5 separate regions of the Homo sapiens genome follow, and all the other regions are linked to region 5. Evidence: read pairs that join two places in POLR2A ChIA-PET (ENCODE). Cell type or tissue: MCF 10A. All regions are shown on one strand.

Region 1 (4,000 bases), 55 kb after region 5:
ATGCCCGAGCCCGACGTATTCCAATTACCATTTGGCTCATCGTGTCCCCAGTAGACTTTAAGAGCAAAGCCTTTGATTTTTTAAAAATGTTTTATATATTTGGGGGATGGAGGTGCAGATTTCTTCAACACATATATTACGTAGTGATGAAGTTCAGGCTTTAACGTGCCCATCACCTGAATAGTGAACATTTTTCTTGATAGATAATTTTTTAGCTCTCACCCTGCTTCCCCGTTTTCCAGTCTCCAGTGTCTGTTATTCCACTCTGCACGGACAGCCATTGTTCACCTCCCACTTATGAGTGAGAACATGGAGTATTTGACTTTGTGTCCTGAGTTATTTCACTGAAGGTAATGGCCTTTGGTTCCATCCATGTTGCTGCAAAAGACATGATTTAATTCTGTTTTATGGCTGAGGAGTATTCTGTGGTATATACCACATTTTCTTTTCTTTTTTTTTTTTTTTTTTTGAGACGAAGTCTCACTCCGTCACCCAGGCTGGAGTGCAGTGGCGCGATCTTGGCTCGCTGCAGCCTCTGCCTCCTGGGTTCAAGCAATTCTCCTGCCTCAGCCTCCCAAATAGCTGGGACTATAGGCACACGCCACCATGTCCAGCTAATTTTTTGTATTTTTAGTAGAGAGGGGGTTTTACCATGTTGGCCAGGCTGGCCTCGAGCTCCTGACCTCTAGTGATCTGCCTGCCTCGGCCTCCCAAAGTGCCGGGATTACAGGCATGAGCCACCACACCTGGCCTGGTGTATACCACATTTTCTTTATCCAGTCAGCCATTGATAGACACTTAGGTTGATTCTGTATCTTTGCTATTGTGAATAGTGCAGGGCGGGGCCTTCTTTGTCTTTGTTTCCCGTCTTAGCTCAGTGCCTTGTAGGTATTTATTAATCAAGGCCCCAAGAATACTAGTCCTGGGAGATGGGACCCTGAAGTTCCTGCCTCAGTTCTGCCATCCCCAGCACTGTGGCCTTCAGGTTGCTGCGGCCTTTCTCTGGCCTTCTGTTTTCTCACCTATAAACTGAGCATTTTGGTCTGATGACTAAGGGACTTCCAGCTCTGACATTATGCTCACCCATTTCTTACTGATCATTCTGAATAAGAAGGGGTAAGCAAACGGTTTCAGAAAAGGTTTGCAACTAGCGCCGGAGTATTTACGGCAGCAAGATTCTGGTTGGATTGTGTCTTCTCACATATGGGGCAAAGTTGCTGTTATAAAGTTTTATTTTTGGTTCCAGCAGTAATGAGGTCATTTAAATGCTGTGAGACAGCTCCCTTTAATGTACCGCTCCTGTTTTGGTAAATAAATCCCTTCGTTGGCTTCAGTGAAGGGATACATGTGTGAACTCACGCAGTAATTGGCAGTTTACAGGAAAGGGTAACACTCCAACAACATTAGTGCAGAAGTCCATAGCATCCAGTTTTTCAGGGTTTGGCTTTTTCTCAATAGGCTGACAAAGTCTTGTTGCCCTTTAAGCTAATGTAAAAGAAAACAAATGCCCAAACCATCTGTCTAGACAGGGTCTGTTGCAGAACTCGGTCTCTCCAACTGGACCAGGGTTCACACAATGAACACTGGCAAACAGACAGATCTCCCATCTGTGTGAGCTTCTTAACCTCAGTCGCAAGGACCATCATGGAACTGTAAGATTAGCGGATAAACATTCTATATTTGTTCATTCAGTGCTATTTATGGGATATTATAATGTGGTAGACACTGTTCTAATTGCTAGAGAACTAGTTGGTAAACAAGACAGACAAGGTTCTTATCTCACAGCATTTATAGCATACCACAAACAATAAATAAGCAAATCCACAAATCACAGTGTCAGAAGCTGATGAGTCAATGAAATAAAACAGGGTGAAGTGAAAGCTGGCCGGGCAGTGTCATGGGCAGGGGGCTGGTTGATGTTGGGTGTCAGAGCAGGAAGATCTCAGTAAAGAGGCGATGTTTGAGCTGAGGATTGAGTGTCAGAAAAGGGCAGCCCTGCATAATCCGGGGCAGAATGTTCCCAGGGAAGAACCAGCAAAGCATCTGCCCTCAGGCAGGAATGACAGAGTGTTCCATGAGAAAGACACTGGGCACCAGGAGATGATTCAGGAGGTGTGGGCAGGGCTGGTTACAGAGGTTCGCATATGCCACCTTGGAGTTTGAACCTTATTCTCGGTCCTGTGGGAAGTTGTTGGAGGGCTTATGCTGAGTGCATCACAGCCTATGTTTTTTAAACCTTCCCCTTGGATGTTTGATGGAGGATAATGGATTGTAGGAGGTGAAATTTAAAAGGGAGACCAAACTGGAGGCTATTGTGGTCACCCAAGCTAAAGATGCTGGTCACTTTGACGGGGGAGGTTAGGGAGAGGAGAAGGCCAAAGTCGGTGGATCTGGCATCTATTTCGGAAGTAGACTCTACAGATGGTGCTCGTGGTTCAGATGTGGGAGATTAAACAGAAGGAATCAAAGATACTTCACGGACTTTTGGCTTGTGGATCATCTTTAGCCTGAGTAGAGGATAATGCTGTTTGCATTGAGATGGGAAAGCCAGGAGTAAGAGAGGAAAAAAGTCCAGTTTTGATTGTACTAAGGTGTATATCAGATACCCAAGTGGAATTGTTAAGGAGGCAGTTGGAAATATCCTTAATATCGTTATATTTAAGTTGGCCTGTTAGATTTTGGCCAGTACAAGTTTTAGCCTAGTAAATATCAGACACTGATTTATTTTTTACTGAACGTTGCTGTAGGCAAATACCTTTAAAACTGACAATTGTGGGCCCGGCACGGTGGCTCACGCCTGTAATCTCAGCACTTTGGGAGGCCGAGGTGGGCAGATCACCAGTGGTCAGGAGTTCAAGACCAGCCTGGCCAATATGGTGAAACCTTGTCTCTGCTAATAATACAAAAATTAGCTGAGTGGATGTGGTGGTGTGCACCTGTAATCCCAGCTACTCGGGAGGCTGAGGCAGGAGAATCACTTGAACCCAGGAGGCAGAGGTTGCAGTGAGCCAAGATTGTGCCATTGCACTTCAGCCTAGGTGACAGAGTGAGACCCTGTCTCGAAAGAAAAAAACAAAACAACAACAAAAAAAACTGCTAACATTTACTTCTTGTTGCTTGTGTCTTCCTTTGTAGTCCTCTGAACTCCCTTCATTAGATGATCAGAAATTCCAAGGTGAGGAAACTTGCATTAATTTCTTTGGACACTCCCCTCCTATCTCCTACTTTCAATTAAAAAAAAATTATGTTATCGGATAAAAGTGAAAAAGAAGGTCTGTTTCTTGAGTAGTGTAGTTGGGGGCTGTATTACAGATTAGTGATTTCTGCCCTCTGAAGCCAGTTTTATTTGTTAAGTGTTTTGCATGACTTTATTTTTAACGAGTTTTGTGGTTTGGGGCTGGGGGCAGGCAAGTGGAGTGGAAATGTGGGTGCTCTTGATGGAAAGTGTCTTGAACTCTTCTGTCAGTATATATATATATACATTTGAGCTGATATTGTATTCCCATGAACATCGTTTTGCATGTTTCTTGTCACATGTCCTACTTCTAAAAGTATTTAAAAATTAGAAAGGAATGTACCTAGTATTGTCACATCCTTTGTTAACCATACTTACATGTTTTGTTTAACAAAGAGGAGGGGAAAAGGAGAAAAGAATGGTGGTGTAAACTAGTAAGGGGGATGGATAGGTTTTTACTAATTTGCGCTAAAACCCAAATAGATTTTCTTATTTCTGGACTCTAAGAATGGTCCTTGTTGCTCTTGGGAAAGAGGTTCACAGCTTTTCTGTCCTGGGGGAGGAAGAAACACTCATCTTCTAGACCCCAGCAGCCAGAGCATATCTTCCACGGAAAAAAACAGCCAGCATCCTTCTCTCAAGTGTGCCTCTTCCATGGAAAAAAAAAAAAAAAGCCACCATCCTACTCTCGCGTGTGCCGTGAGGCCGCCACAGGGCTGCTCCCTATGCTGGCGTGGGAGGCCCAGAAAGCCAGGACAACATCCA
Region 2 (4,000 bases), 120 kb after region 5:
GTTTGGTGAGTTGTTTTTTTTTTTTAACCCTTTGATATAAGGACATTCCAAATGTTTCAGCCCACCTTTCCTCACTGTTTTCTCAGCAAATCCGGAGTGGATTATTTGTTTTAACGGTACGCACAAAGTTGGTGAGCCCCAGCCTCACACCCTGCTCGACACCCACACACATGAGCAGATCCGCCTCCCCGAACTTCAATACCAGTGGGGGAGCCTCAGCGGGAGGTTCCGATGAAGGCAGTTCTTCATCCCTGGGTCGGAAGACCCCTGGGCCCAAGGACAGGATCGTCATGGAAGTAACACTCAACAAAGGTGATAGCAGCTATTCCTTACCTTTGTCTCATTTCTTGAATAACATTTTGGAATCTGTTGTTAGCTTAATTCTTCCTTGTTGTTCTATGAATTATTCCTTTGGTACAATCTTCTATCAACAACACGTGGTCTCTGCATGGGACAGTGAGGTCAGGTAGAGAGATGTTAGTCACTTTAGTCAAAGTGAAGGGAAGTTACCAGTAGCATGGAGCTCTCTAAGCTCTCCCCATGAATCACTGTGGGTCAGAGGCTTGTGTTTAAAAAAAAAAAAAAAAAAATCACTGGCCAGGCACAGTGGCTCATGTCTGTAATCCTAGCACTTTGGGAAGCCGAGGCAGGTAGATCACCTGAGGTCAGGAGTTTGAGACCAGCCTCCCCAACATGGCGAAACCCCGTTTCTACTAAAAATAAAAAAAAAAAATTAGCTGGGCGTGGTGGCAAGCGCCTGTAATCCCAGCTACTCGGGAGGCTGAGGCAAGACAATCGCTCGAACCCGGGAGGCAGAGGTTGCAGTGAGCCGAGATCGTGCCACTGCACTCTAGCCTGGGCAACAAGAGCAAAACTCCGTCTCAAAAAAAAAAAAAAAAAAATTCACCGGTGAGCTTAAGTCTGGGGCTAATATAAAATTTTAAAGAACAAAAGATTATAGTTAAGTGTACAGTTAACACTAGTAACTAGAATTCATGCGTGATCACCAAATCTTACTGCTTTTCATCCCTGTTTCTTTTTCCTCCCCACCTACTCTAGAAACATGATGGAAGATTAAACAACCAAGAGATTATGTGTTAAAAAGAAAAGCAAAAGAAAGCTTGAGTTTGTGTACCTAGAATAAAAACGTTACTTATAGCCTGCCTATTTCTAAAAACAGATGTGAGGAGGTTAGTTAGACTAAGCAGAGAGTTGACCGTCGGATAATTCAGTCCGTAACTAGCTCCCAGGTTAGCCATGGGCTCATTCTATTAACAGCAGTGGCAAGTGTTGACAAGGAAAAGCTGGATTTACATTCTGAGTCTGGACCAGAAATAAATGGTTATTGGTCTGAATAGATATTAATTCTGTTTCAAATCAGTTACACATTTTTTCTAGTGATTGTGTAATTTTTGTTTTTATTTTCTTTGAATGGTGCCTCTCACAGAGCCAAGAGTTGGATTAGGCATTGGTGCCTGCTGCTTGGCTCTGGAAAACAGTCCTCCTGGCATCTACATTCACAGCCTTGCTCCAGGATCAGTGGCCAAGATGGAGAGCAACCTGAGGTTTGTTGTTTGCCTGATAGTGTAAGGTTCTGGAGTGTTCATAAATATGAAATATACACGTGTGATATTTGTTCTATTACTTCCCTTTGAGGGATGTTGAAGCTTTGAATTCTTTCCAAGAACGTAGCCAAGACTACAATTAATAGCATCTCCAAAAATGTAAATGTTAATATAAATGAAATTTGGTTGAATTTGAGAACTCTAGATCTTGGCTTCCCTGCTTATTTTGTTCTATTTGGTCTCAGAAGTCCAGTTTCAGAAACTTGACAAGATACAACTCTATACAGATATCTATGATTAGCTCAATATTTTCTTTCATTTTATATTCACATATATAAAATTCATATGAAATACTGGAACTGCTGAAATGGTTCAGAATCACTTGATGCCAAACAGTCCTGAAATTGTGCCCTTGAATAGGAGGCATTTCTTATTAAGTATTCTCTCAAACTTTTCCTGTCATTTTCATTCCTTGTTGAATGGCCATGTCTAGGTGTCTACTTACTGAAGTCACTGAGTGTCTGATTTCTTAATCCAGATAGTTGAGTTGTAACATGGGCGTTCTGTTTACACAAGAAATATCTAGGTGTTCTATTATATAGAAATTGCAGTGAGTCAGTGCCCACCTAAACGTCACAAGAATGTACGTGTATTGCACAAAGCACCCTGTGCTAACAGTTTCATCTTTCTGCCCTGTAAACTTCCAAGTCCTTTAGTGGTTAAGGGATTGTCAAAATGGCATTCATTGAGGTTGCCATTTTGGGGCCCTGTTAATAGCTTATATTATGTTTTTAGTTAATCATTAGAGTAAATTTCCATATGAAAAAAAATTTAGCAAATCATCCAAAGTACATTAAAGAAAATATACTTTTAGAACCCAAGGAAAAAAATCCTTTAATGACATCCCAAGATGATGTTTCTTTCTTGAATGATTCCATATGTCTGGAGCCTGCCAAATGAACATTCTTCAAATCCCATATAAAGAGTCTTTGTTCTCTCCTACTGACTTCTCTCCCTGTAATTTCCAGTCAAAATGGGCAACTTGTCCCCAATTTCTCATTTGTTCAAATTTGAAACGTTTTTACAAATTGTTGGGTAACCTTTGAGCCTCAGCTATTTCCTCCTTAAGTTATATTATAATAATCATTTCAAGATGGTAGGAAGAGAGAACTGCTGGTGGTCGAGGGGTTCTGTCATGTGATGGTTGACAGTCAGACGGACCCGAGTTAGTTCAACAGTGTGTGACATCTGGGTGACCCCTCTGAGCCTGTGTTCCTATCTGCACAATGGGAATAATTTTACTTACTCAAAGCTTTGTTATACAGCATGCTTTGTACAGTGCCTGGCATATAGTATATGCTCAAAATATGGTAGGTTTCATCATTGTCCTTATTATCAATTTTATTTGACTTTGCTGTTTCTGAAAATGCCAGTAAATATGCATAATGACCTTTGCCCACTTAAAATCGAATGTGTTTTTATGAATGTGTTGCATTTTTACATGTATGCCAACGGGAAAAGATATGAGCTTCTTTAAAGTATTCAGAAAAGATTTCATATTATAAACCTCTCCTAGCAAGAAGGCTATTTTAGCTTTAAGAAGCTGGCTGCTAACACAGAGTGTGGATTCTGTTGCCCTCCCTAGCCGCGGGGATCAAATCCTGGAAGTGAACTCCGTCAACGTCCGCCATGCTGCTTTAAGCAAAGTCCACGCCATCTTGAGTAAATGCCCTCCAGGACCCGTTCGCCTTGTCATCGGCCGGCACCCTAATCCAAAGGTGAGGTGGTCCACCCTCTTCTGAACGTGGGAAGATGATACACCTTCCTAGGATATCGTATACTCTTTGGTGAGATGGTTTTCCCAGCTGGGGATAGGCAGGCAACCTACGGGTGGTTCATGTGGGAAATGAATCTCTAATCTGGACTTTGTCTTCACAGTCTTAGAAAATCTTACTAGAACATTTTGACAATGTTATCTGGTAAATTTGAAACTTGTCTGGTGGGAGGTAAGAATGCTGTGTTCTGAGTACTGGCTTTTTGAGCTCTGGTGAGATACTTAACCTCTTTGGGTTTTTGCAACAACAGAATCTGCAAGCCTTGGACTGGACGATCTCTATGACCCTGTCAGTTTCAAGATAAGAAGGCTTTTCTTACCACATCTTTTGTTGGGCCATATGTTGGGAATTCTCTCATCTTTAAGTTTAATGTTGAATGATTAATTTATTTTTAAAACAGTTTCAGTGAATTTTAAACTTTGTTCAATTAAGAAATGAGGGCCAGGCTTGATGACTCACACTGGTAATCCTAGCACTTTGGGAGGCCGAAGCAGGAGGATCACTTGAGCTCAGAAGTTTGAAACCAGCCTGGGCAACATAGTGAGACTTCATCTTTATTTTTTTTAAATAAGAAATAAAAAGAAATGAGAAAGTGTCAAG
Region 3 (4,000 bases), 92 kb after region 5:
GTTTAAAGCATATCATAGTCCTACTTCCAGAAATACATCCAATGCAATGAACCTGGTAGCCAACACTGCTGAGAAATGACCCAAGGGTCTACCTTGAGTAGCCAGCCCCCAAATCCAAAGAATAGCTCCAGACCCCATAGTTTTCTCACCCACTAGGTCATGGGACCATGGCAAGAGTGAGAGAGTTCCACTTCCCAGAGGATGCCTGTTATTACCTTACCTCAATTTGAAATCTGTACTAAGGTTGAACACATGCATTCTCCTCCTTGACCTCCACATCCCCTGTTGTTTCCTTTTTTTGTTGTTTTTGTTTTTTGTTTTTGTTTTGAGACAGAGTCTCGCTCTGTCGCCCAGGCTGGAGTGCAGTGGCACGATCTCGGCTCACTGCAGTCTCTGCCTCCCGGGCTCAAGCAATTCTCCTGCCTCAGCCTCCTGAGTAACTGGGATTACAGGTGTGTGCCACCACGCCCGGCTGATTTTTTGTACTTTTAGTAGAGACGGGGTTTCACCATGTTGGCCAGGCTGGTCTTGAACTCCTGACCTCAGGTGCTCCACCCGCCTCGGCCTCCCAAAGTGCTGGAATTACAGGCGTGAGCCACCATGCCTGGCCCCCCTGTTATTTTCAAAGAGCTGAGAGTTACTAGAGGACACTAGCCTCTCTTGGGAACATGACACATACAAACCCACTGCAAGAGGGTCAGTTACAAGCTAATGACTGATTACATTCCTGTGCCCTTAAAGGTGATTACCTCAACTTTCTAAGGAACCAAGAGATCTCTTTAAATTTCAACGCATAAAAATAATCACTCTCAATGTGTGTTAAGCCCATTCAAATTGTTTGGGGGTGATGAATGGGAGGAAGCTGGAAATGGGCTTAGCTAGAACAAGGGCAGTATTAATTCATTTGCGGAGCCACAGCCTGAGCGTCGCAGTGGGCATCAGTTGCGGCTCCCCCCACTCCCAGCTGCATCTGACAACCTCTGATCTATGCACACATGCCCGGCGTGTACCAGAGCACGCCCAGGGTTGACGAGTTTGACTTTGTGGTGTTGCTGTTTTCCTCTTTAGTTCTGAGTTACTCTCTTGATTGGAAAGCAGCGGGTCGAGTGTAGCAGTAGATTCCTGTTTTAATTTCTACACGTAACTTGCAGGCTTCTTGCTACTTTGTGCTGATTTATTGTTGTCCTGATTCCCATTTTCTGAATGGTTATTCATTCCCAGCCCAGGCCTCTCTGATGACCATCTGGTTCTCCTTCGGTCACTCAAACATCTGCCCCAGAGACTTGGAAAATGAGCTTCCTTTGGCAACCTAAAAATAATCTTAGTGTGACTGAAGCCTGAAAGGGAAATCGCTGCGTTCCACTGTCCTATGGACACTGACCGGGGAATGAGCCAACAGAGCTTCCTGGGGATTTGGAGCTTAGATGTCTTCTGTCACATCTGCAGATTTTTTCTTTTTTTTTCAAGTCTTGGGAACCATAAAAACATGGTGAGAACTGGGTGCAACCAGTCCTGAAGTTTTCTTTGGGACTAGGCAAGCTTGCACAAAGGAAACAGCTGGAGATAAAAGCCACGCTTTGCATGGTTTGTTCGTAAGGCTGCAAGAGCTGGCTGAGAAAGACAGCGGATACTCAGGATTGCGACATGCTATTAGTCACAGTGTGTTCCAGGAGAGCTCACAAATGCTTTGAAACAGTTACAGGATATTTCTAAGGATATTTAGCTTGGACCTAAGAGGCCTGTCTCATGGGCAATGATGGTTTGCCCCCCACCCCTAGAAGACGAAATTTGCCAGAAACTAAAACTCAGTCCCTGTGGTATTTCTCATCCAAAATTATTTCTAGCCACATTGTCTAGTGCAACTTTTCAGAGGTTCTGCAATGATATAAAATGTCAACATAATAATGTTCAAATAAATTAAATGCCCTTGTAGGTCATAATCCAAAGATCTTAAAATCTAAAGTAATTAACATCTCAACTTAAATTTCCTTGACTTTTTGTGTTTAAAAAAAACCAAAGCCCTTAATGGCCTCCTTTGATCTCTCCTATTTCTTATTTTGCTCCTTCTATTTTTTTTTTTTGTTTTTTTTGTTTTTTTTTTTTTTTGAGACAGAGTCTCGCTCTTGTTGCCCAGGCTGGAGTGCAGTGGCACAACCTTGGCTCACTGCAACCTCTGCCTCCCGGATTCAAGGAATTCTCCTGCCTTAGCCTCCCGAGTAGCTGGGATTATAGACATGTGCCACCACACCCAGCTAATTTTTGTATTTTTAGTAGAGACGGGGTTTCACCAGGTTGGCCAGGCTGGTCTGGAACTCCTGACCTCAAGTGATCCGCCTGCCTTGGCCTCCCAAATTGCTGGGATTGCAGGCGTGAGTCACCGCGCCCAGCCATTATTTTGCTCATTCTTAGTTAAGGAGATCCTTGGTGCTGGATGCTGGAAAAAGATTGTGTTTTTCAGCATCTGCAGCCTGGGCTGTTTTCCACAGGAATAAATACAGTTTTTTCCAGCTCCAAGAAGACTGAATTCATTCAACAGCAAGTCTCTCATGTGCTTTACTTTTTAGTGATATGCAAATAAAAAAAAGTAAGTGGACCCTCAATAGTATCAAAACATTGTCCCCACGCCCTTAACATTTAGAAAGATGACCCAAACCCCAGTCCCTAGACAGTTGTCCTAGGCAAGATTTTGTTCTTGGGACCTTATTTAAATTTGCCAAAGGTAGTATCAAGAACTGTAAAAAAAAAAAAAAAAAAAAAAAAGCTTTTCCACTATAGTTTCATGGATGCTGGCAGGAGACTTGAGATTCCTGAGTCAGAGACAAATGACTTTTTATTACTCATGGCACAGCAACTAGATTTTAGCTTCCCTAATCCCAGTTTTTAGGATTTAACCCCAGTTTATTTAGGGCTTTATGTTCACATCATTTCCCCTTTCCCCTGCAAGTCCTGTGGCGGTGACACAGGCTCGGGGGTGTGCACATGCAGTGGATTTGCATCACAGCTGAGGATCCCTCACCATAGGCAACCTCAGTCTTTTATGATGGGCTAGAAGCAGACCTGACCAACCTTTGCACCAGAGGAAGGAACCTGTCCCTTCCTCCTGAGACACTATCTAACTTTCAAGGCTGTTCACTCTACAAACATCCCTGGAAAGACAGATAATTCCATGTAACAACAGCCTCTGTCTCTGTTTGCACGCCATGCAGAAATGCAAGAGACCCAGGGAGAATTACCTCCCAATAGGGCAGACCAGAGAGACTCAGTAATATCAAGAAAAGGCAGGTTGATGAGGAAAAGATTCTTGGCTTCTCTTAAAGATGCCAGTCAGTCTGACAGTTGTCTGGAGTTCACGACCATGAACTTAAAGCCAATTGGCAGGAATCTTCCTCCCAACTGGAGTTGGAGGGAAATCAACCCGGTCCTACTTCAAGTGCTTTCTGTGTGTATTCAGTAGCTTCTTGACTGGCATTTTCACTTTGACATAAAAGTAAAGGGCTTCATGGCGTGCTGCATTGGGTGTAGATGGTGCCTCTGATGGAGCTCTACCTTCTTAAAAGCAGGAATGTTCAGTCAGTCCTGGGCCACATTTTCCATTTCCACTGCCTCTTGGCATGGAAGTGCTTAGACTGAAGAAAGCTTCATCTCTCCTTCCACATTTGTTGAGCTGGAAAAACACCCTCCGCAGATTCATGATCCAGACCTTCTGTTGATGATTCTAGAGCTTGTGCCCCTAATGAGCTAGTAAGGGCTAATACCTCTGCCGCCTCTTCCTTGGGATTAGTTTTTTCTCAGGTTTTGAGTGTCCCAGGGATCACGTGGCATTGCTTTCTCCTACATATTTTGGGGCAGTAATTGGATATGTCTGTAGTGATTCATATCCTTCCCCTTTGGGAAAGACTTAATTGAGTTTCCTTTTTACCTGCTGCTTAAATTAGTTCCATTTCTTCTTTATAGGTTTGCATGCTGAATTTGGGTGTTTTTTAAAAAGTATTTCTACTGT
Region 4 (4,000 bases), 82 kb before region 5:
GTTCAAGCTATTCTCTTTCCTCAGCCTCCCAAGTAGAGTAGCTGGGACCACAGGCGCGTGCCATCACGCCTGGCTGATTTTTGTATTTTTAATAGAGATGGGGTTTCACCATGTTGGCCAGGCTGCTCTCAAACTTCTGACCTCAAGTGATCCAACTACCTTGGCCTCCCAAAGTGCTAGGATTACAGGCATGAGCCACCACGTGCCTGGACTTTATTATGTATTTATTTTATGTTTTTGAGTTGGAGTCTCACTCTGTAGCCCAGGCTGGAGTGCAGTGATGGGATCTCGGCTCACTGCAACCTCTGCCTTCCGGGTTTAAGCAATTCTCCTGCCTCAGCCTCCCAAGTAGCTGGGATTACAGGTGCCCACCACCACACTCAGCTAATTTTTGTATTTTTAGCAGAGATGGGGTTTCACCATGTTGGTCAGGCTGGTCTCGAACTCCTGACCAAAAGTGATCCACCCACCTCGACCTCCCAAAGTGTTGGGATTACAGGCGTGAGCCACTGCGCCTGGCCCATACATTTACTTTAAACAGCATTGATGTACACATCATCAATTATGTACCTGGATTGAAGGAGTGGAGAAAGAAGCTAAAACATTGGGAAACTGTTGTGGAAAAAACACTCAGAAAGGAAGCAAAGGAGCACTTCTCAAATTATTATTAGAAAATTATTCAATTTGAACTTAATTCCCATAAAACTTATAGGATGCTAATGAAAGACTACCACTTCCTGGCAGAAGAGTGGGAAAAGGGAAGGGGGTGGAGCCAGCATTCACTGAGACCCTTATAATATGTGTAAGCCAGACACTTTGTGTTAGAGAATTCTAATACCCTTGGTTTTTTCTGAAATCATCAGCCTAATTTGCTTTGACCCAGGAATTGCGATGTTTGGAGGACTGGTCTACAAAGCTTGTTCTCACTGGGCACATGTAGTGTTCTCCTAAACTCCATGAGGTATTGTTGGTTGCAGTACCCAAAACTTCTTGAAATAAATCTTATCCTGGGGTTCTGTTTCCTTTTGGTTCTTCCGAAGGAGGAATACCATGACCTGACACTCCTTGCCTGTTTCTGGGTTGGCTGTTGTGCCCACCTGAATGAAGCAACTAGGGGTAATTCCAGGACTGGTAATGATGATAATTATTTACTATGTGCTCTGGGGCTGCTTCTGAGAGTGGGCAGATTTCCAGCCCAGGCTTGACATGGGTTGGCCCCTCCTGGGCTTTAATTACCCATTCCGGTGGCAGTAATGGTACTGGAATTGAAGCTTTCTTTTGCCTCCTCCATTATAATTAATTGCTTCGAATTCCACCAGATCTGTCCGTTGCAAAGCTCATTTACTTTTAGGGGCTGCTGGATGCCCACAACCAGAGCTTAGAGCCAGAGGGGTGGAGTGGGACTGGGGTGTGACTTAACCTGAACCCCAAGGAGTGGAGTGTGTGCCTGCCTGTGCAAGTCCCGGGAGGGAGGCCCAGGGCTTGAGTGAGTTTGTTTGCACTGAGATTGGTGCCATCAACCTCAGGAGCTCTCCATTCCTCTAGCTCAGGTCCCTGGGAGCTCCACCCTGGGTGCCTTTTGAAGCCAGGTGAAATGTGTTTTGAGCAGACGTTCCATAAAGGCTTGAGGTTTGGCACCAGTGACGCTTTTACTTTTCAACAAGTGTCAGGAGTGGAAAAATGGAAGAGAATACAGCTGAAGTTTTGAAAAGCAATGAAATGTGGGGTGACTCCCCCTCCCGCTGCCAGCCCCCCTCCCCTGCTTTAAGAAAAGCAAACACTCTTTTCCTGTCTTATTTGTGTTCCCATTAATTTAAGACAGGAAGCCTCAGTGGGTGTGATGTAAACAATTCGGCCTCGTGGGTCGGGCTTCCTCATCAGTTTGCAGCTGGAGCGATGGCTGCAGGGCCCAGGCCCACTCAGGCCTCCTGGGGGAGGGCTTGTTGACTGAACCCCACAGAAGGTGGGAGGGGTAGGGGAGCGGGAGAAGGTATAAAGGAAATGCTTCAGTCGTGCAGTCACCGGCGATTGTAATTCAGCGGTGTTAACTTTGGTTACTCCAGCCGAAAGGCTCTGACCGGGGATTTCTGGAAAGTTCCCTGACATCCTGCCCCATACGATGGTTGTGATTTTAGCTGGGGGCTCCACCCCTGTAAGAACTCAGGCTGCCGCGGATTATGAAACGGAGTGGTCATGAAGTGAATTGATGTGGGAAGGTGGAGCTTCTTGCAATGGCTCGGAGGGAGAACTTTTGGTGCAAACGAGGGTCTAGGGTAGGGCGCTTTTTCCTCTAACCTGCTCCAGGTTTGCCCCAGGAAGCTCCTGAGCCCTCGGTGTAAACAAAGGTGTCTGGATGAGAAGCCCCAAACTCCCTGAAATCCTCCCCAGGGCGGTTTCCTTTTCCCGGCGAGGGGAGTGACCGGGGAGGGGATCTTGGAATGCCGTGGGGTTTTGACAAGTGAGCAGGGGAGTGGCGAGCCGAGTTTAGGATTGCATTACAGGCTTTTCCTAACCTCCTCCACCGCGGCGCGGAGGGAGGAGGGGGGGGTCCTCCCACAGACCTGGAGCCGGCGGAGAGCAGCCTTCGGGAAGTCCTGCAGGAGCCGCGTTCCAGGAGGGCAGCTGGCAGCCGCCCCAGGCCCCCGGGCCGCCTGCAGGTGATTAGGCTAATGAGCTGCCCCGGGGGCGCGGAGACCGGCCTGGCGAGCGGATTACCCGGCGCCCAGCTGCTGCCGGCGGAGACTCCCAGGAGCTCCGGAGAGGAACCCTCCGAAGGTGACTTCAGAACTGGAGGTAGGAAATCGGCTTCTCAGGCGAAAGCCTCAGGTTTTCTGATCTGATCCAGGTCGGGTGCAGACTGGGGCTGAATCCACAAATGTGGAGATTTAGCCACAGCCTCGGAGGCGCGGAGCGGCCACCTAAGCGTCTGCCCTTCTCGTCTCCCGGATCACTGGGGTGTGTTGTTTTTAAAGTGGGGGATTTGCGTGTTGAGAGACGGTTTGTGTTCCTCGGGAGGAGTAAGTGACTTGGAGCTGGTTTGTCAATGGCTGGACGGAAGGAGGCGCCCCGGCTGTGTGTGACGGGCAGGGAAGGGGTGCCCAGAGGGGACAGGTAATAGGGGGTTCCGGAGCCACGGCGGTTTCAGAACCTTGGGGCCTGTGCCGTTGAAGCCCCGGTAGGGGCGGGGGGCATGGCAGCAGCCCGGGAAATCTGTCATACTGTCCCCCATCCCTCGCTAGCAGCAGAATGACTGAGACGGAGCAAAGCTGCTTTCTCTACCCGCGGGAACTGTGGATGATTTCACAAGAAGTCGTGATGGCATTTGGAGACAGATCTTTGCCCCCAAATTACTAAACAGCCTGCTTGGACAACAGCCCCACCACTGATTCCCAAAATGTTTTGATCATAGGATCCACAAATCAAAGATATTTAAAGATGCAGGATGTTTGGAAAGAGAATGGCATTTTCTGTCCTGTAGCTCCTCTCTACTAGGTAGTTGATAAACACCAGAAGTGAAATGAAGTCAGTCTTGTCTCATGAGATGGAGGGAAAGAAGGCGGTAACTACAGCTGTCATCCTGGGAACCATGTCTGGGAGAAAAAGACTGTGAATGTAAACAGTAAACAAATGCTTTTCATAGAAATAGGCCAGGCTGAGTTTGGTATCATAAGGGGATATAATAAACTCTAAATAATATAGACATATCTTTAAATACATACAAAATAATATTTTCAGAGTTTGCACTCTTACACTGTTTTGTAACTCTCAATTCAACTTTGCAGGTGAATTGCAAGGGCCTCATCTCGTCCCCAGCTGCTAATCTGGCCATTGAATGCTAACCTGTAGGCCTCCGTGGCTCCTTTTGCTGAGATGTTAATGGAGTTGAGAGGATACGGGACCCACCCACAGTTAATCCAGGATCTTCAGTCAAACCCAAGGCCCCTGGGTGCAGCTGCAGGACTCACAGACAGGATGGCCTCTGGGGAAAGAGGCCTGTGTC
Region 5 (4,000 bases):
TCAACTTTCAGGCCTCTTGAATGCACACAAAAAATGTGGACTTGCCTGGGGCTCCCTGCTGGTGTTTGGAGACTAGGAACTAATCCTCCCATTAGTTCTTTCTCTGCCGCACCAGGGAAACATCATATATACTAGTGACTTTCTGTCTTCTTTATCTCATCAGTAAAAGGCGGATCCTGTTTTTGTTTTCAAGAATGTGTTAGGGTATTGGGATGGCTAGAATCCATTTGGAGCACATGAGAAAATGTATAGCATTTTCTGTTTAGGAGACATTTGAACCATCTAATTAAAAAAAAAAAAAAAAAAAGACTTAAGTCCGGATACTAGACCACCAGTTTTTTAATACATGGAAAATTTAGAAGCAATTTCAAAAATGTCTCACTGTGACTGGAACTAGGTTATGTCAATACAAGGCTCCTAGGGGAAAAATTTATACTGGATAAAACTCTAAAATAAATGAATATACTAAAAAACACCAAAAATCTGGCCAGCAGTGGTGGCTCACACCTGTAATCCCAGAACTTTGGGAGGCCGAGATGGGCAGATCACTTGAGACCAGGAGTTTGAGACCAGCTTGACCAACATGGTGAAACCCCATCTCTACTAAAAATACAAAAAATATCTGGGCATGGTGGCGGGCGCCTGTAATCCCAGCTACTCCAGGAGGTTGAGGCAGGAGAATCTCTTGAACCCGGAAGATGGAGGTTGCAGTGGGCCGAGATTACTCCACTGCACTCCCACCTGGGCAACAGAGCCAGACCCTGTCTCAAAAAAAAAAAAAGAAAGAAAATAGAATGGCTGCAAGAAGTAAACAGAGGATGTTTGCTCCTATTTTGTTCCTTACAAGTATAGCTAACAAAGGACCTTGTGAGTATTGGAATAATAAAATGTCATTCCCATTTAAGTTGCACATGTACATTTTTATACCTGCACCAAAGGTTTTTGGAATCTTTGTCTCTGGCTGTTGGATCATGAAAGACCCCTTTGGCTTCAGCTGTAAAACAAGGCAAATTTTACCCATAATAGAAACTACTATATATGTGTGTTGGTTTAGGGAAGCCTATTTTTTAACATTCTATTTCCTGATAAAACCTTAGAAAAATCATATTGTGTTTAAAAGTTGAGGATTTTTTCAGCAACTCAAGGGCTGACTGATAATTTCTGGTTTTGCTAGTACTTGTCTACAATGGAAGTTGGAAGCTTAGTCGGAGTAGAAAAGTTGTAAATTTGGTGTCATCAAGACAAATGGCTTTTATTTCCCAACAGACTTCTTTATAAAATAATTTAACCCCTTGATTTTTGTTTGCATTTGGATGCAATTTAAAAAAAAATCTGGCCCTTTAATAAGTGCAAGACAGATTAAATGTATTGTGAAATATCAGGTCACTGAGTGGAAAGTTTCTTCACTGATCATCCTAGCTTCACATTTTTAGTTATGTGAAGTACACATTTTGATAGTATTTTGGTTTTCTCCTGCCTGAAATCTTCAGTCCTCCTCCCTGGCAGTCTGTAGAATGAAGCAGCTGTGGTCCGTGGCCAAGTGTGCGTCCTTTGGTGATGGAAGAGCTGATCTGCAGATACCTGCAGGAGGAAGCCATGCATGATGTCTGCTGGGATATGATTTCCCCCCATACTCCTGGAAAATTAGAACCGTTTATAGCAGCCTGGTTCCAATACACTGGCAGGGCAAGGATTGGCTCCTTCTCTTACAAACACAGCGTGGCTGGATGCATTCATAAATGAAAAATGATCTGAGTGCTGTGGGTGGGTGGGGCTCTGGAGCTCAGGAGGTGAAGCCGGGAGGAGAGAGAGAGAATCTGCTCCTCAGCTCCACAGAGCATGGGGAGCTGGCAGGAAGTTGGAGCACGCATGGCGCAGCTTGTATTTTTGTTGATAGTTAATAACCCAGGACTTTAAAGACCTGAATGGAGAAGGGAAGTGAAGCACAACCAACTTTGGAGTCTGTCCCATTCCAGAGGCTGCTGAAGCACAGCAGAGCACGCTCACCTGACCAGCTCATAAAGCAGGTAGGACGGGAGACCTGAGTGGTGAAGAGAATCACATTTTCTCTCTGAACACAACTTACAGGTCTTCCAAGGGTTTATTATTTTTTAATTATATGAGAGATGAGCAGGTAATAATAACATAAAAGACTCAGCTTGAATTGTGCTGATATCTGCCCAAGCAAGAGTTCTCTCAGTTACTAGTGTGATGACCAAATGACAGTTTTATTCTGAGAGTTGCTTTAAAAAAAAAAAAAGAAAAAAAGCATGCAGCATTGAAGCTTTTTTAATTTAAACTCATTTAAAAATTGGCAGATGATAAATGAACTGCAGACACTGTGTTTTAGAACAAATACTTTGAAGGGAGTCAACCAGAAACCGATTTTCAGGCTTGACTGTGGCTCCATTTTCATATTTCAGAGCCAACGAGGTGCTCACTAATTTTTGCTGGCTTTTGTAAGAAAGGAGGTGGATGTATAACAGCTGTGAAATATCCAGAAATTGACTGGGATCCAGAGTGAAGCCCGAATGCACTAATGTTTTCTCCATTAAGGCAGGCTGCCTCTGCTCGGCTTCTAAGTCAAGGGATTGGAAAGCAGTGTGAAAGTGAAGTGTGAATCCTGAATATTTGTCATGGAGTGGGGGGAGTGCAGAGGGTTGGAAACTGTCACAGTGACGTTTCACACTCAGAAGTAGAAAATAAATGGGGAGGACCATGGGTGGCAGCCACATGCAAGGATAATTTTAAAACTGATTTTTGATTCCCATGATTGTAGCCGAGTCTCAGGGTGTTCCTTCCGTTGTCAAGGTTTGGGGCTTGTGATAAGAGAAGTAGAACAGAATAAAGATCATCTCCAGCCCCAGGTTCTGAATCATTTCTAGGCCTTGCTTCTCCTGGGCACTGGGATGATCTGACATGTTTTCCCTCACTAATGAAGTGGCCAGGGTGTTGGGGGATTGGGCTAACATGGAGGAGGTTGGATAGAAATGGTGCGTGTGGTCAGCCTGAGAAGAACGTCAGAGGTAGGTGGAGAATTTTGTTTCGGTAGAATAGCCCAGCCTGAATCCTGGAACTGTTTGCGTTGAGGTTTGGAGAATGCCCCGTAGCCACAGGGGTGTGTCTGAAAAGGCAAAATTGGGAGCTGCTTGGGTTACTGCTTACTGCCTGGCTGGCATCCTCATGCTGTGGTCATCCTCATGCCGTGGTGGCCACGTTTTGTGGCTTTGCATTTTAGTCCTGGAGGGCTGGGGGATGGCTGTGTTTAGTCAAGCAAGCCCACACATCATTGCTAGTCTCTCTTTCCGTGTGATTTCTCAGCATTACACAGCTAGCCTTCTATGGGAGGAGGAACGGCACCTCCTGTGGTCTTTTAGAAAACTTTTTCACCCCATGTTCCTACCGTCGCCACCCCAACTCTTGTCCTTTCTTGCCTACTGTTCACCTGTTGTGTGTGTCCCCTTTGTCTCCCATCCTTCAGACTGATCTGTCCCAGGTGCTATCTGCAGTGACTTAGAAGCTGTGTTGGGGACAGGTTCCTTCCCAGGGTTCCTGCTGGAAGCGGTGTTCAGCAAGCTATGGCCCTTAGGCAAATCCAGACTGCCCTAGCCTGTTTTTGTATGGCCTGGGAGCTAAGAATGTGTTTTATGTTTTGAAGAGTTGAAGAAACAAAGAAGAATATAGGACAGAGATAGTGACCCACAAAGCCTATCCGATCTTTAGAAAAAAACATTTGCTGGTTTGCTGGTTGGTCTGTTGATTTCCGCCCCCATTTAGAGACAGAGTTTCACTCTGTTGGCCAGATTGGTGTCAAACTTTTGACCTCAAGTGATCTGCCCACCTCGGCCTCCCAAAGTGCTAGGATTACAGGTGTGAGCCACTGCTCCCAGCACTCCACCTTGACCTGTTGATTTTTTAATATCATTGGTGAATAATGTGATCAGTGGGTTGATGCAGCAAGTTAAGCCCTCAGCAATTTGAATGGGCTCTTGTTTGGGAA

What was found. Peaks named below come from ENCODE experiments on the same cell type or tissue, not always from the same donor. Only the 100,000 strongest peaks of a DNase experiment are listed, where the experiment ranks them.
Region 1: POLR2A ChIA-PET joins it to region 5 with 12 read pairs; 5 of 35 experiments call an interaction of 5 or more read pairs at or near these places.
Region 2: POLR2A ChIA-PET joins it to region 5 with 17 read pairs; 3 of 35 experiments call an interaction of 5 or more read pairs at or near these places.
Region 3: POLR2A ChIA-PET joins it to region 5 with 53 read pairs; 3 of 35 experiments call an interaction of 5 or more read pairs at or near these places.
Region 4: POLR2A ChIA-PET joins it to region 5 with 29 read pairs; 3 of 35 experiments call an interaction of 5 or more read pairs at or near these places.

The regions. Positions count from the first base shown.
Region 1 is chr5:31,988,972-31,992,971 of GRCh38, forward strand. The region is part of intron 3 of PDZD2 (PDZ domain containing 2); the gene reads left to right. Among named protein-coding and RNA genes, the nearest start is that of MIR4279, 55 kb to the left of the region's middle. In MCF 10A, no CTCF peak of the experiment used is centred here; a DNase peak (open chromatin) is centred at 2,060.
Region 2 is chr5:32,057,792-32,061,791 of GRCh38, forward strand. It overlaps PDZD2 (PDZ domain containing 2), which reads left to right. Exons shown (of 25, transcript NM_178140.4): 12 at 87-312; 13 at 1,448-1,565; 14 at 3,211-3,343. Among named protein-coding and RNA genes, the nearest start is that of GOLPH3, 110 kb to the right of the region's middle. In MCF 10A, no CTCF peak of the experiment used is centred here; a DNase peak (open chromatin) is centred at 2,190.
Region 3 is chr5:32,026,594-32,030,593 of GRCh38, forward strand. The region is part of intron 6 of PDZD2 (PDZ domain containing 2); the gene reads left to right. Among named protein-coding and RNA genes, the nearest start is that of MIR4279, 92 kb to the left of the region's middle. RefSeq lists an enhancer at 440-941. In MCF 10A, no CTCF peak of the experiment used is centred here; DNase peaks (open chromatin) are centred at 1,598, 2,410, 2,888 and 3,818.
Region 4 is chr5:31,852,376-31,856,375 of GRCh38, forward strand. The region is part of intron 2 of PDZD2 (PDZ domain containing 2); the gene reads left to right. It overlaps LOC124900953 (a long non-coding RNA gene), which reads left to right and starts at 2,481. Exons shown (of 2, transcript XR_007058717.1): 1 at 2,481-2,793; 2 at 3,783-4,000. RefSeq lists enhancers at 955-1,628, 1,629-2,301. In MCF 10A, a CTCF peak has its summit at 3,097 (motif pointing right); a DNase peak (open chromatin) is centred at 2,486.
Region 5 is chr5:31,934,320-31,938,319 of GRCh38, forward strand. All of the region lies in intron 2 of PDZD2 (PDZ domain containing 2), which reads left to right. MIR4279 (microRNA 4279) reads right to left here and starts at 1,840; the gene lies at 1,783-1,840. In MCF 10A, no CTCF peak of the experiment used is centred here; DNase peaks (open chromatin) are centred at 1,762 and 3,042.